2 separate regions of the Mus musculus genome follow, and region 1 is linked to region 2. A link is a loop called in an ENCODE intact Hi-C map of the cell type or tissue named here. Cell type or tissue: heart. All regions are shown on one strand.

Region 1 (8,000 bases), 200 kb before region 2:
AGAGTAGATCAGCAGTGGGCACCAGTACTGGCTTCTGGGATTCAATTGCCCAGACGTCAGTCTCTTTGAAGGGAAGGGATCACTGCAGGTCACTGAGCTTGGGCTTCAGCTGTCTCCCAGTAGCATGGAGCCATCCCTGAACTGAGCAAGGCTTGAGGCCTGCCTTTCTATATCTTACAGTCTAGTTGCAATGGTGGCCAGGAGAGAGCTTTGTAAAAGAAAAACTCTCAGCCTTCATTGCTTGGTGCTGGGTGGAAAAACAGAACGGGCTCAGTGGTCAGCAAGGCACTAGCTGCCTCAGGTCCACAATGAGCTAACTCATGAGGTAGTCTACTGTGTCTGAGTGTGCAAGATCACACAGGCATGTGAATGGGAGTATGTGTGGCAGTGTATACACACACAGTGGCCTGAAAAGGACTTGGAATTTCTCCTGTCCCTCTCTGCCTCACTCCCTTGCGATGGGGTCCATCACTGAGCCTGGAGCTTGCTGTTTTCCAGCTAGGCTGACTGGCCAGCTGCCAAGCAAGGATCCATCCACCAACTGGCCCTGCCTACTTCCACCCCTGGCCCTGGGATTACAGAAGCACATGGCCACATCTCTCTTTTTACATTGATCCTGGGAACCGAAACTCAGGTTCCCACGCTTGCACAGTGTTATAATCAGGGTTTCTTCTGCTGTGATAAAATCGTATAACCTAAAGCAAATTGGGGGAGAACGGGCTTTATTTCTCTTACACTTCTACATCATAGACTCTCATGGAAGGAAGTTAGGGCAGGACCCTAGAGGCAGGAGCTGATGAAGGAGCCACAGAATCATGCTACTTATCGGCTTGCTCTCTATGGCTTGCTCAGCCTGTTTTCTTATAGCATCCAAGACCCCCAGTCCAGGGATGGCACCACCCACAATGAGCTGTACCTTCCCACGTCACTCACTAATGAAGAAAATGCCCTACAGGTTTGTAGGTTTGCCTACAGCCTTATATTACAGAGATGATTTCTCTATTAAATTCTCCTTCTCTCAGACGACTCCAGCTCGTGTCAAGTTGACATTAAAAACCTAAGCCGGCGCACACCGCAAGTGCTCTTACCCACCAAAACATCTCCCAAGTCCCTAGGCAGCCTACTTCTAATTGTAAGGCCAGCAACCTCTTTTCACTGTCTTTAATCGCAAACCAGGAAAGTTGGAAGGCAGCTCCGCCACAGGGTTCCAACTGGCCCTATAGGAGAGTTGTTTCTTGCACCTCCCTAGCTGTGCCCAGCCCCAGCAGGGCTGAGTCATGGAAAAGTTACTTCTGCTCATTTCTCCCACCAAGCCCACAAAGACTCCTTTCACGTTGTCAGGAGGGGGATGAAAAAATAAAAAAAGTGTGGGGCCCTCCGCCCAAGGCTGGGACGAAAATTTTCAAGCTCCTCTCTAGAGTTAGACTTAGTATCTCCTGCATCAAGGAAGCAGAATGGACCAGTACCAAGAGAGAAAGGGGACACATATTCCACACTACAACTTTCTTATTGAAACCAGCCTACTTAGTTGTGCAGCCTTAGCCCCGTGCTCCCCCACCCCTATCTTCCTGGGAACTGAGGTGTAGGGAGGGAAATGGATAAAGACAGTGACAGCTCATCTCTGGAAAGCTGATGCTGGGGGAAGCCTTAAGCTCACAGATACCAGGACCACAAAATCCACATCCTGACAGTAGACCAAGTAGAAACAGGGCCATTGCATCTGGCCAGACCTTGCATCTGACAGTTGCTTTTGGAATTGCCTAGCCGGTTTTTGTTTGGTCGTTTGTTTTGTTAATTTGTTTGGGGGGGGGCAATTCTTTTATTTTGAGTTGTTGTTGTTGTTGTTGTTGCTCCCCTCTGACTCCAGCTCAGACTCAACAGGGAGAAGCCTGTGTGGCCTTGAATGAATTGCTTACTTATCTGTTGGGCCCAGTTTCCTTAATTGCGTTGAGAGGGCACATAACACCCACCTCCCCAGACCATTTGGGAAATTGTAGTGTGTATAAGACACGTGTGAAGATCCACTGGGGTTCACAGTACCTTTCCACCTCTGTCCCAAACATACACCTGTGGGACATGGACAAGGGTCCTCCTGGTCACTCAGCTGGTCTAGCATCTGATCTGAACAGGATGAACACATACGTGTCTTTCTGTGAATGGCTGGATCTCCGTGTGTTAGTAACCTTTGCTATGAAACAGGTAGAGAAGAGGCTGTGATCTTTACAAGTCCTTAGCCTTACATGGAGTGAAAGGCCTAAGCAAAAAGAATAGCTCTTTAGCCCCACCAGTGTTGAAAACGCTAGTAGCTTAGAGGTGCAGTGTCCCATGTTGGCCACTAGGCGTCTCCAAGGATAATAGATGAGGGCAGAAGCTATGCAGCCTTTTGGGGGTCTCCCCTACTTGGTGTCTTGTACATAGGCCTTAGCAACCGCTGGGCGCCAAGAGTCCGACCCTCCCTGACTGCCATTTCTTTCCTGTTGTTTTATAGACCTGGAAGATGGACGAAATGGCCACCATGGTGGGGTGGGATCTAAGGAAGGCAACGGCCAGCCCTTTGGAGAGTCCTTTAGAAAGAAGAATGGAGCCTGCAGGGACTCTTCACTGCAGTTCTTGGCCAAGCCTGTCCTCCACCTCTCTCCTGCCTTCTTGCCAGAGTGGGGTGGGATGGGAAGAGAAATTAGGTCTGGACTGAATCTCTTCCTCCTGTACTTCCTGGCTGGGTAACCTGGGAAATAGGATGACAAAGTCCCCAAGGCGAGGTCAGCTGGAGGGTGGAATGTCAGACCAGATCGCAGGAGCTCCACACAGGAGAACGGCTTCCTTGCCCCTTCATCCAAACCTAAGAGTTCTCATGACAACTTCTCCCCAGAACTACAGTAGTTGGCAAAAGAGGAAGTGATCTCCACCCCCTCCCCAAATCAGCACTTCTCAAAGGGATTTGTTCACACCCAGGCGGGGAATATTAAAAGCACAGTTAGTTCCTTGTGCACCCAGGGCCTGCTGGATCAGTCTTTGGGGCTGAGGCCCAGGACTCCCAGCCTGAACACGTCCAGGGCTGGAAAGGGCTGCCCCAGATTATAGGGCAGGCTCCCTGGCTGTCTCTCCCTCTCCCGCCCAGGGATGTGCAGAGGGGGCGGGTGGCAAGTCTCATCAGCACTTTTAACTGGGCCTGCTTCTCATGACTCACCTCCTAGACTTCCCGCAACAGGCAAGTCTAAATAGCTGGGTCCCGCCCTCCCAACAGGGAGACGTTCTTACAAGGGGTGGGCAAGAGGTTACAAGGTGGGTGCCCAAAAGGTCAGCGGGGTAAGGGCACCCAGAGAGGGGACACTGGATGAACTGAACAGTGGCATAGCTTTGAAGACGTGTTGTTTACAGGCTTCTGTTATTAAGGAAATTGCTGTCAGTCAAGGTAATTCTAGCCCAGATAAGCAATAAATAAGCTCCCAGCTAATCTTATGGGGATTTTATTGGCACCTGGGGTTAGAGGTCCTTTGCCCTGCTCCCCTTTCTCCCAAAGCAAAATCCTGCCTCCCAAGGGGTCCCTCTACCTCAACGTGAGAGACTTCACGTTAATACAACTTCGGATGTACACTCTTTGAAGGAAAATGGGAATCAGGCAATGATGAAACATAACCTCCTGGTCCTACCTGGAGGCAGAAGAATGACCAAGTGACCTGAAATGAACCCTTGGCGACCCAATAGCATCAAGGCATGCGCGAGTTTCCCCTCGGTTTGCCCGGCCGCTCAGGGGTGGTCACCTGGCCCAGGCTGGGAGCCAGGTCTGATACAGCAAGCTGGCTTGCCAGAGTTGGTTGCAGCGTGTTCGAGTTCCGGCTGCGAGCCCTCGGGGACTAGGGCAGCAAGTTCCAGCTTGCAGAAATGAGAAGCGAGTCCCAGGGGAGTGCGAGACGCAGCGAGACCGGGTGCGCGCCTAGGCGCGTGCCCCGCCACGGCGCAGGGGGAGGGGAAGTCGCCGCAGCCACTCAGAGGCACGATAGTGAAGCCTCCCAACAACTTTAACTGTCAATCAGACTTAATGGGGTATTAAAAAAAAAAAAAAAAAAAAAAAGGAGGGGGCGCCCTTTCGGTCCACGCCGCAGCTGCCCCGCGGACGAAGTAATAGGGCGGTGCAGACTAGGGCGTCCTATCCACGAGTGCTCCACAGTACGGGCCCGACCAAGTTGGAAAGAACAAAAAAGAAGGCAATAAATACTAAAGGGGAGGGGGGAAGAGAGGGAGCCACACCGAGCGGCAACTCCCAGCCCGGGCTGCAAGAGAGGGAGGAGGGAACCGGAGAGAGCGGGCGCGCGCGAGGGCGAGCTGTGCACGAGAAGAAACTGACACCCGGACCCCCCACTTCTCCTGCACGGTGCTGGCAATCAGATCGCGTTTAAGCAATTTCCTGAGCCCAAGAATAGCAATGAGTCGGGAGACTTTCGCGGACTGAAATTGGGAGCTGCAATCACTCCCCAGGTTTTGTGTGTGGTGTTTTTGTGTGTGGTTTTTTCCCCCCTTTCTTTTTCTGGAGAAAGTTGGAGGGGGGCGCTACAATTGGGAAACAGCTTTTTTGTTTGTTTGTTTTGTTAATCTTGCACTTTGAAACCGCGGACTGTAGCTGTGTGCGCGCTGTGGTTGGTGCTTTTTTTTTTTTTTTTTTTCGTCCCTGGCCTTGCCTAAACTCTTCTGTCGGTCTGTAAACATTACCTGTGAATTTCCCAGCCGAAACGGCTGTTGGGGCAAGAAACTTCTTGTTAAAACTTCCCACCCCTTGGACTCTCCACAGCCCCTCTCACCGTCCCAATCTTCTGAGACGCTTTTTACCTCTCCGCCAGAGCAGAGTTTATCTTTTTTTTCTTTTTCTTTTTTTTTTCTTTTTCCTCCCATTTTTCCTCGCCCTGTCCTTTACATCTGAAAGGAGATCAGTTCAAGAGTGACCAGGTGGGACGCCTCCTTTTCCTTATTTAGTTTATTATTGTTTGGGGGAGTTTTCTTTCTATCTTTTTTTAATTCCTGTCCGGGGAGTTTTGTCCACCGCCTCCTACCACCTCCCCCTGTACCCCGCTCCTCCGCGCGGAGGATGGTGTGGAAATGGCTGGGCGCGCTGGTAGTGTTCCCTCTGCAAATGATCTATTTGGTAACCAAAGCAGCCGTGGGAATGGTGTTGCCCCCCAAGCTTCGGGACTTGTCGCGGGAGTCAGTCCTCATCACCGGCGGTGGGAGAGGCATCGGACGCCACCTCGCTCGGGAGTTCGCAGAGCGTGGCGCCAGAAAGGTACACGGCGTGGGGGCGGGGTGGCACTGCGACACCTGGAGTGGGCGCTGAGGGTAAAGGGACTCTGGCACGCAGGGAGGGGGAGGCAGTCGTGGGGGGTGTTCCCACCTGCTGCGGGTGCGGAAACCAGCGCCAACGATCTGAAAGTCTCAAGCCACCCACTCCTTGCATCACCTGGGACTGCGAAGCAAGTCGGTTTCATCCTTCATAGATTTCCCGGGCACCGGACTGTGTTTTGGCAGGCCCTGAGTTGCTTGGCTCCCCTGGGATTGGTATCTCGCTGGCTATTTACCCCTACCAACTACCATACCTAGAATACCCACCCATTTTGCCGCATGACTCTTTCTCTAAGGTGTAGTGCCCTCTCTCTCTCTTTGCCCGCACCCTGCCAAGCGCAGGGTGTGCGCGCGCCCCTAGGTAGAGCTGGAAGCCAAACCCCCTGCTAGCTTGCGCTTGGTATTTTGCTTGGCAACTCGCTGCCTAGTCCCAAACAAGCTGAGAGGTTGCAGCTAGGCAGGGACGTGAGATAGGGTGCTCGGTTCAGATTTGTAAAGGAGAGAGTTGACGTGGATGGTCTAGTCCGGCTGAAAGACTGGGAGGCCCAGGTGTTTAAAATTCTGAAAGAGGGGTGAGGGGGTAGCCAGCCGCTGATAAAGAGAGCCCTTGTCCTCACCTTCAACCTTGATTCCCACCCCCGCCCTCTTCATCGGAGGGGATCCTTCTCAGCTGGATTGGAAGGTGGCACTGTGCCCCTCTGACCACTGCCTCTTATTATGTGGGTGACACCAGCTCCCCATGCTCCAGGTTTTGGAGACGTGGTGTTGCAGAGTACTGGAGGGAGAGCCAGCTGTCACCCAACTTGCAACTGCAGACCCGGCTGACTCACTCAGTGGCAAGAGCAATGGAGAGGGATTTGAGGCCGGCAGGCCGGTCTGTCTCCAGCCGGCCCGCGAAGACGAAGAACAAACTAGGGAATTAGTTTGAAATTTAAACTGTTGCTAAGGAGGGGGGGTGGGAGGACCAGGCTAGCCAGCTGATCTGACATGGAGCCGCATACCTTGGGGATTAGAGTAAATATGCTCTGTGGAAAGCCAAACCTTCATGTAATTCCAGGTTGCTTTTGTTTTGTTAAATACTGCCCTGAGATTTACAATTCCTTCGGTGGCTGAGACTGAACTTTGGAGTCTGAACTATCATCCAAAACTGATTGCCCATTAACTCTTCCCTGGCCAAGCTGTTCTAGCATGAACAGCTGGGGCCTGGGGTCCTCCAGCTGTCCAGGGCTCCTGAATCTCCTTGGGTGGTTTGGACAGCTGTTTAACCTTGCCTTTGGAAGGGGAGTTCAGAAGTGTTTTTAACCCTTGGAGTTGCTGAATTAAAAGGAAATATGGGTTGTTCTCATCGGTTTCTCTTCTTGGGGTGTGGGGGGTCTCCATGGAATTCTTCCAAAGCTCTTTGTGGAGGGGGACCAAGAGGGCAGTGAAGGGGACCCTGGCAGAGGGGATACTTGTGACAGTTGCTTATGCTTGACACAATGTGTGTCTCAGTTGCCTGAATCTTCCAGCTGGCTCTGATCCTGACACTCTTCCACTGTTCTTGTGGCAGACTGCAGTAGCTTATGAGAAAGGCTTTGTCAATCTGGAAAAACTTGACCGACTGTAAACAATCCTAAATTGAAGGCAGAAGTAGGCTGGGGGAGGGGGGGGATGTGAGTGCAGAGTGGATCCAACAGGTTCATACCCTGGAAGGCACAACCCCACCTATCTTGGAAAGGACAAGCTTTTCCAGGAAACAAGCCCAGGCTGATGAGAAATGGGCCTTTAATTGGTGGTGGGGTCGCCCCAAAGAAAAGCCAGGGGAGCCTGGGAAACTCCTGGTGCCATTTACTTGGCTGGCAGAATAACACACACACACACACGCACACACACACACACACACACACACATACACACACACACGCACACACGCACACACACACGCACACACACACACACACACACGCGCACACGCACACACACACACACACACACGCACACACGCACACAAACACACACGCGCACACGGACACACGCACACACACGCGCGCACACGCGCACGCGCGCGCACACACACACACGCACACACACACGCACACGCACACACACGCACACACACACGCACACACACACACGCACACGCACACACGCACACACACGCACACACACACGCACACACACACACGCACACACACACGCACGCACATACGCACACGCGCGCACACGCACACGCGCACACGCACACACGCACACACACACACACACACACACACACACACACACACGCGCGCGCGCGCGCGCACACGCACACGCACACACTCACACCGGAGCTCCCTGGAATCATAACTTTCTGCAGTTACTGGAGCCACTGCATTCAGTAAGCCTTTCTCCAGCTCTTTCTGTGGGAAGGTGGACTCTATCCTCTTAGCTGAATGCAACTGGGGCCAGTGTATGGACAACCCCCCAGACCCAGAAGTGGTTAGGACCCTGTGGGCTTGGCAACAAAGGGCTGAGTGCTGTGGGGGTTGGGAGTTTGCAGTTAAGTTGGTTTGGGACAGGTGTGAACTAGATACTGGGGGTGGCCCAGGAGTGTGGGAGGAAACCAGGAGAAGTCAGTGGTGTCCCAGGTGCAAATAGGTACTCACCAGCACCAGCCTCAGTGAAAGCAGCAGCTGCCACTGAGAGAAATC
Region 2 (8,000 bases):
CACCACCGGCTCTGCCACAGAAATAAGTGTTAGCACTTGCAGGAGATGGTCCCCACCCCAAGACTCATTAATCAGAGGACAGAGGCAAGACACACTATGCAAACGGGACAAAGAGTCACAATAACAGCACCATCCTGACTTACTGTCAGGGGCAGAAGGACTGTCCAACCGTAGTTCCATTGGTGTCTCAAGTCTGTTCTTCACAATGAGGGCTGACCGAACAGTGATTACTTTCCGAGCACTGCCTTCCATTGTGACTGCAAATACCACCCGCACAGGTGGGAGTGAAGAGAACTGTGAAAAAGAGAAAGAAAATTGCACCTGGAAAAACACATAGCATGTAAATTCCACTAGAGTATGAAAGTCAAGAGAATTGCTGCCACCATTGCTCTTCAGTAAATTATTATCCACACCAAATCAGTTTTTAGCTCTAAAGTAAGCGAGCAGGCCATAAATACTGTTAAACGTGAATACTCTTAAAAGAGTCAGGACTGCTGGGCATGGTGGCCCATGCCTTTAATCCCAGCACTCAGGAGGTAAAGGCAGACAGATATCTGTTCGGGGCCAGTCAGTGAGTACCAGAACAGCCAGAGCTCTATCATGAGACCCTGCCTCAAAACAACAACAACAACAACAACAACAACAACAACAACAACAACAACAACAACAAAAGGAAAGAGCCAGGACTAGAGGGATGTCCCAATAGTTAAGTTCACTGGCCACTCTTCCAGAGGGCCTGGGTTTAATTCCAGGCACCTACATGGCAGCTCACAACCATCTGTAACTCCAGTTCTAGGGGATTTGCATTCTTTTGGCCTCCTCAGTAACACATTTACATACATGCAGACAAACACACACATCAAATAATTAAAAATAAATCATTTTTTAAGGAACCCACTCTAAAAACATCTATAAAATATTCTACTCAGATATAATACCACAAAGTATGTCCCAAAAGAACATGTGGGGATGGAGCTACAGCTTAGTGGGAGAGTTATCTGCATAGCATACAGGAGGCTTTGGATGTACTCCTTAATTCTACAAAGAGAGGAAGGTAGCAAGGGTTATCTCGAGGCCTACAGACATATTACAAAGAACTTCAATAGTGGTAATGATTTATTCAACTTTCCATATTTCCCGTGATGTGGTAAAAACAAAAAACACACCACCAGGCCTAATAAAGAAACTATAGGACGACTTCTTTTCGAATCTCCCGAGGAAATAAAAAAAGAAGTAGAACCTTGCAAGGTACTAACTGCTTTCCCTCATGTGGCATCTTCCTTCCTAATTAAAACTGAGAAAGCATTCCTTGAACACTAACAATGGGTTGGGTGCTGCCCAGACACACACAGGAAAAAAGAAAATGTCTGCAGAGGTTCAGGCCTGTTTGTGCAAAGCACAGAGTTTAGGAAAGCCTTGTCTGTTTAAGAGATATTTCTCAGGAACAAATGACTTCATTAACTCTCAGTGTGGCTCAACTACCCTTGATGACCCATGTACCTGACATGGAGAGAGCTAGAAACAAACTTTCATCATCACAGCCCTCAAGGCTGTGCTCCATCACAATGGTTTGGTTTCATGTTTGGTTCGTCACGGAGCCAGGGCTGACTTTCACCTCACTGTGTAGCTGAGGATAACCTTGAACTCCTGACTCTATCTCCTCAGTACTGAGATTACAAACATGTCCAACCTTTAAAAAACAGGATGCCGGCTTCAGACACTCAATATAACTGAGGGAAGTGGTTCGTCATTACAACTGTAAGCTGGGTTACAGTTGCTATGTGAAGTTCTAAATGTTCACTCACATTTAACACAGTCTTTGTACAACTACCATACAGAAATATGTATTTAAGAATGAATTCCATGTGCCATACACCACAGAAGGTCTAAAAGCACTACTTTTAGATGCTTCTTTGCCACAGAAACAGATGATAGCATAAGCAAGTCCTTCATCCTGCCGACTTTATTGTTATTAGAGTGAACTATAAGAGAACTGGCTTACTAAGCTATAAAACAAAATGCTCTTCCAAACCAAAGTGCTGGGGAGTCCAAATCAAAATTCAACCATCTTTTCTGGAGTATTTTTGGTTTTCTTATACTATTATTTTTATTTATGTGGATGGCTGTATGTCTGTGTGAGTGATGCCATGAGTGAGAAGGTGTCTGTGGAGGCCAGAAGACGCTGAAGTCACAGGCAACTACAAGCTGCCTGACATGGTGCTGCGAACCGAACGTAGATTACCTGAGCCCCCTTTCTGGAATGGCTTTTCAGGAACACATACTAGTCAGAAATCACCATCAAAGCTCAATCCTCCACTAGCGTAGCTCCAAAGAATCACACACTATAGCTTCCAGATCCACCTCCTACTTCAGTGTCTGTGATCCTTAGGCACAAGAAGTGGGAAAATAATGCCTGGACTATATTCATGTCACTATATTCATGTTTCAAGCACAAGTGGGGCGTAATCTAACTGCTCTTGTATTTTTCTTACAAGGCCTTGGGACCAAGCATATGAAATACACAACTGAACCAGGAGAAACTGATAATTCGGCTGAGAAGGAAAGGAAGCCCTGGCGATGCTAAAATCCTCAGCTATGTGCACTAGCTCAGGAAGACCACTAACAGGAAAGGGCAGTTTAAATGTCAGTCACATACGGGCCACAGAGTCCTTTGACCATGAAGAACACATACCTGTGTACAGCCTCAGTGCAGTGTACACACTCAGTAAGTACAATGATGACAACAGCAAAGTCATACTCACATAAACCTGGGGGTGTATGATGTTTGTTCTGCTGCTTGGGCTGCCGATCTATGAGAGAGTTACAAAAATCAGAGCTTCAATAGCAGTGACACACAATAGCAGTGACAATGTAACTGCCTTGAAAGAGTGGTGTTTAAAACGGCTCTCAGGTACAGTATCACTAAAGACAATATACCATGTCTTGAGCATTAGGGAGAAAATGATATTCAGTCTACTATCATCCGATGGCTGTGTTTCTCCAGGACCCATCAATGTAATGGCTAAGTATGTGTGGGAAGAGCTGTTCCTTTCACTGCTTGACATGAATTTAGGCAGAAAATAATGTTTTTCTCCCAATGAAGATAAGTGGAGTGCCATATAGAGACAGTGAAAATAAACACTCGTGGAAAGGAGTTCTCCAAAAGTATCTCTCATGAGCAAAGCTGCAGTGTCTCTACAGTGTTTGCTTCATCACTGATGCTCAAAAGCAGGTCACCTGCCTAACAAAACATGAATATGGCACAGGGGCACATAAGGTACTTGCATCACCAGAACACTGGCGTCTGCCTATACCAGCAGCTGGGGAAGCTGCCTGCATCCTGCCCCCTGCCCCCCAGCCCCAGGTTGAAAGGCCAGGGAGAAGCAGGTGAACTTAAGTGTGATTAGACAATAAATAGCAATGCTACATAGGATTTAGAAACATAGAGCTAAAAGGACCATGGAAGAGCAATATAATATGAAGATGCATGCAAATGGTAAAGCTTAATTATACATAAAGAACAGCCAAGACAGTTGGCCCTCTATATACACAGGGCTCACATCCTCAAACTCAACCAAGCCCAGACCATTTGATGTGTGGTCAGGCCTACTATGGTCACACATACAATCTCTCTCCTCATCTCTAGCTTCTAAATAATACAGTATTAGCAACTGCTTCCCACAGTACTTTTGTGGAAATGTGATCTCTAGATCACTTGAAGTTTACTGGAAGATACGCATAGACTGTGTGCAAACACTCTGCCATAAAAAAATAAAGACTTGAGCACCAACGATTTGGGTCTGGGGTGGGGCAGGTGAAACCTTGAAACTCATCCCCCATAGACAGAGGGAAGTTTCCCAGACTATGATCAGAGAAGAAGATATCTACCTACATGAAACAACATGTTGCTGCCAAATTCCCACCTCGTTTTCTACTGATGTCAACCATTAGCTGGCTGATCTTCATATTGATTCCTAACACTCACTCCTGAGACAATACTCTGATGTTTTTCTTCTTAGACACAGGGGAGCAAAGCACTTCAACAGAGCAAGGTTATTGCAAGCTTCACTGTGTAACAACCTGGCCTGGCAGAGTGTGCATGACACCAAACAGCAGCCACTCACCGTAGAGGAAGAGGAATTTTTGTCTGGTGCTGCATATCGGAAGAAGGTCCCGACCTTGTCCACAGACACTGGGCTCACTTGCTCCCAGCCATTCACTCGAACTTGCAGCTGATGGATGCGCAGGTCGTGAGTATGTCTGTCAAGAGGATCAGAAAAGGCCCAGTCTCAAAAAGACAGGAAATTAGGAGCAGAGACTCCAACCTGATTGTATTTTATAATGATGTAAAAGCCAGTTAAGCCTTCTCAGCATTACCTGGTGAGAGAAGTCAGGAAGACAGTTTAACTGGCTTTTATGCTGACGGCTACTGGTGAGATGCAGAAGGCCTGGAGCAAGGGGCATCTGCCCTCTTCTCATAAACCATGAAAATCTGTATGCTTGCCAGAGGGCTCCCAGCAGCACCTACCTAATCTTCATGAAATAATGTCAGTGGCAATCAGCTGAATGGAATGATCAGAGTGTCCTGGCCATTGAATCACGTAACCATGCTCTTGGGGTACGTAAGCTTTGTCTTTTTAGTTCCTTTGTTGAAAATTCTACTCCTCTAAGGAACACATCCAGTTTTTTGGCTCAGGCCCTACACAACCACAGACAGGCCTGGGAGACAGTGCCCTTGGAGTTAAGAGTGTACAAGCGCTCAGCTGAAACTGGAGCAGAAGGCAGTGGGCAGAACAGAAGGAATAGGAGGAAATTGCACGTTTAATTCTATTTTAGATTTTGCCTAATTCAAGCCAGAAGGCTGAAGCTGAAATGGGGAACTGAACTTGAGGCTGACAGGAAGGGAGGAGGGCAGCATAGGGACAGTATGCCAAGGGGAAAATGCCAAAAAATGCATTTATTTTGATGAGTTCAAGCAGTACAGTGGGTTACATGGAAACTAAGATGGAAATGACACCAAGCCCTCTCTGATGCAAGAGGCAGGGCTTATTGAAAGATACTATTAACAAGAGCTTCCTGAAGCACAGGGCACCCTGAAAATGTATCCAGCATAGAGATTTTACCCCCACCCCCAAAGGACTCCCAGAGACCCAGACCCATACATTCAAAACCCTCACCAGTCAGGACTAACCCGTGCAGGCAGAACAAGAGGAAGAAAGGCTTTGTTGTGAGGGAGGTTTGCATATGGGCTCAGGCCTGAAGCCAGCCTCTTCCACTTCAGCTTCCCAGAATCAGTCCAAGGCTCAAACACTAAGCCTTCACCTATTTACACCCTAGACAGCCTTTCCATTTAAAAATACTTGCAAATAGTGAGGTAATACCTTACTGGACATTTTATTATCTTTCAGGAAATGGAATTAAAGCCTTCATCTGTATTTGTGCCAAGTCCTCTAGCTGGCTGCGCCAGGAGTGACTGGGTCAGCAGTACCCCTTGAAGAGGTAATCGTACACTGCTTGCTTTTCCTAGCTCTGCATCCTGGGCCTATCTGCTCACAGAAAGTGTGCGGCATAAATGTATCTTAAGACTGAGATAATCAAGCTTGAGAACTGCACATCATCCACTTGGGCAGCTTTCAGGCTCGGTCGCCTACACAGAGACCCGGACAGGGTTTAATGGAGCTGAGTGTGAGTATGTACCTAGCTTTTGTCCAAACTCTGAAATACTTAGTTATCTTCTCACACACCAAGAAAATGGGAATAGAAAGAAATGTTTTTCCAAGATGGCATGACAGCCTATATTCTAAGAGGAAACAGTCACTTTCAAAGTATCTTTGAACAACAAAACATTCAAGTCAGTGAAAGACAAATAGTGAAAGACAAAACACCAGGGACAAACATTTATATCCATGCCATGAAATCCATGAAAAAGAATAAACAACCATATTTTACCTGTGTCGTAACTTTCCTCTGGCTTCAAATTCAAAGGGAATCTCTTCACCTGTGAGGACTTCTCTCCATTCACTGACATTGTGTGCATCATCCAGGAATGCTCCATTCCCTTCTGGAACCACCCCAGGACTCCCACTGTGAGACAGTGCAGCCCTGGAACCAAATCAAATGACAGGTTGTCCCTTCAGCCTTACCCTCCCTACTATCTCTACAGGAGTTCTGAGCCACTAGGAAATCAGCCCTCCCATAACTGACTGACTGCAGTGGCATGATATAACCTGGTTGTTCTTTGTGACCCAAGAAGGACCCGAGAGCAAGTGGCTTCAGCTACTTTCCGGCTCTGTCACAACTAAACATCTTTGGACGTTTAGAAATAGACTGAAGTAATGCTGAGCATTGTACAGCATACTTACAACCTCGGCTGAAGAATGAGAATGACTGTAAAGCCAGCCTGTGCAATAGGGCAAATTTTAGGCCAGCCTGGGCTGCATAGTGAAACTCTGTTTCAAATAATGTTTTTCAATAGAAGAAAGTGTGTGTGTGTGTGTGTGTGTGTGTGTGTGTGTTACATCATGGACATATGTGCATTTGGAGCACAGAGGTTAATATCAGGTGCCTTCATCAATCACTCTCTATCTAATAATTTGAGACAGGGTTTCTTATAATATAACCTAGAACTCATCAACTGGCTAGCATGGCTGTCAGTGAGCTCCAAGGAGCCTCCTATCTGCATGTCTTAGTGTTGGGAAACAGCCACACACTACCATCTTCAGCTTTTTCAAGATTGCTGGAGATCCAAGCTCTAGGCCTAATACACAAGAATTTACTGACTGAGCCATTTTCCCAGTCCTACACAGCAGGCATGAAATCGCCTGCCTCATAAGCAGGAGCACAGGAGTTCAATCACCAGAAACCATGTAAGAATGCTGGGTGTGGTGGTGCATGTATCCCAGCACTGAGGAGGGAGGGACAGGATTCCTGGAGCTGAGTGGTCAGCAGCCAGCCTGGCCTAATCAATAAGCCAATGAGAGACCCTTTGTCAAAGAAAGCAGACATCGTTCCTGAAGATGACATCTGTGGTTGTTCACTGGCTTCTGCATACATACTCACACACATGCATTACCACACATATACATTCACCCATAGCCACATTCATATACCCTCACATGCATGTATGAGCACACACACACACATTCACCCATAGCCATATTCATGCACACATGCACACATATGCATCCAAAGCAAACAAACCAAAGCAGAGTTTTCTACGGGAACAAGCTGGTGACCAGCAAGAATTTAACAGACATGAACTGGTAAACAGCAAAGTCCTGGCTATGGTACCTCATGGCTAGTGGAATCAGAAGAATATTGTTTCAAATCAGCTGACAGTTACTCAGCTCTGCCCTTCATGAAGCTGGAAAGGTCCCATGTATTTAGAGCATTGAGCCAACATCTAAGCAGGCAAAGTCATCAGTCAAGGTTTGCATTCAGCTTAGGCAAATTCCCACAGCCCTCCCAACTCCACCCGATGCTATCTGGGCCAAAGTGTGCTTTAGAGACAAAAATAAGTGTTCAGGAGTCAGGGGTGGAGGGCATTTCCAAAGCAGGCTTATAAGAAAAATGCAAAATACTTAGTTTTGAGACCACATACAGCTTCTTTAAAGAGTATGGAGCCTACAGAAGCCTGGGATGACTTTTCTCTCACCCTCTGACCATGAACATAACACAAACCAGGTCAAGATGAGCACAGCAGCACTACTGCACACTCAGGACCCACTTCACAGCGGTCCTCTGCAGAATCAGTATGTCTCCCTACCATAACTCTCCGGGCACGAGTTACTGGCTCAGTTACCAGCCCAGGGGCTTTGAGCAGGAGCCAGCCTTGCTCTGCCAGGCTGCTGCCCAAGGTTGCTAGGATTTAAGTGTCTCCAGAGACAGAATGAAAGTGCCTTACCTGGTAGGTGTGGTGGTCAGGGTGGCAAACCACAGTGTGCATCCTGTGTGGTTCCGAAGAGCAAAGGGGACAAATGGCTGCCGACGCTTGGGTGTTT

Evidence for each region. Peaks named below come from ENCODE experiments on the same cell type or tissue, not always from the same donor. Only the 100,000 strongest peaks of a DNase experiment are listed, where the experiment ranks them.
Region 1: it touches region 2 in a loop (2.9-fold over the local background); 5 of 42 quality-filtered maps call a loop at or near these places.

The regions. Positions count from the first base shown.
Region 1 is chr4:144,888,435-144,896,434 of GRCm38, forward strand. Dhrs3 (dehydrogenase/reductase (SDR family) member 3) reads left to right here and starts at 4,643. Exons shown (of 6, transcript NM_011303.7): 1 at 4,643-5,275. The coding sequence starts at 5,081. It also overlaps a transcript of Vps13d not described here. In heart, no CTCF peak of the experiment used is centred here; DNase peaks (open chromatin) are centred at 3,047, 3,917, 4,307, 5,387 and 4 weaker places; H3K4me3 peaks cover 3,404 bases; H3K27ac peaks cover 2,307 bases; H3K27me3 peaks cover 882 bases.
Region 2 is chr4:145,092,062-145,100,061 of GRCm38, forward strand. Vps13d (vacuolar protein sorting 13D) reads right to left here. Exons shown (of 70, transcript NM_001276465.1): 41 at 7,904-8,000; 42 at 5,950-6,102; 43 at 4,125-4,260; 44 at 2,763-2,810; 45 at 144-294; 46 at 1-11. Among named protein-coding and RNA genes, the nearest start is that of Vps13d, 99 kb to the right of the region's middle. In heart, no CTCF peak of the experiment used is centred here; a DNase peak (open chromatin) is centred at 4,860.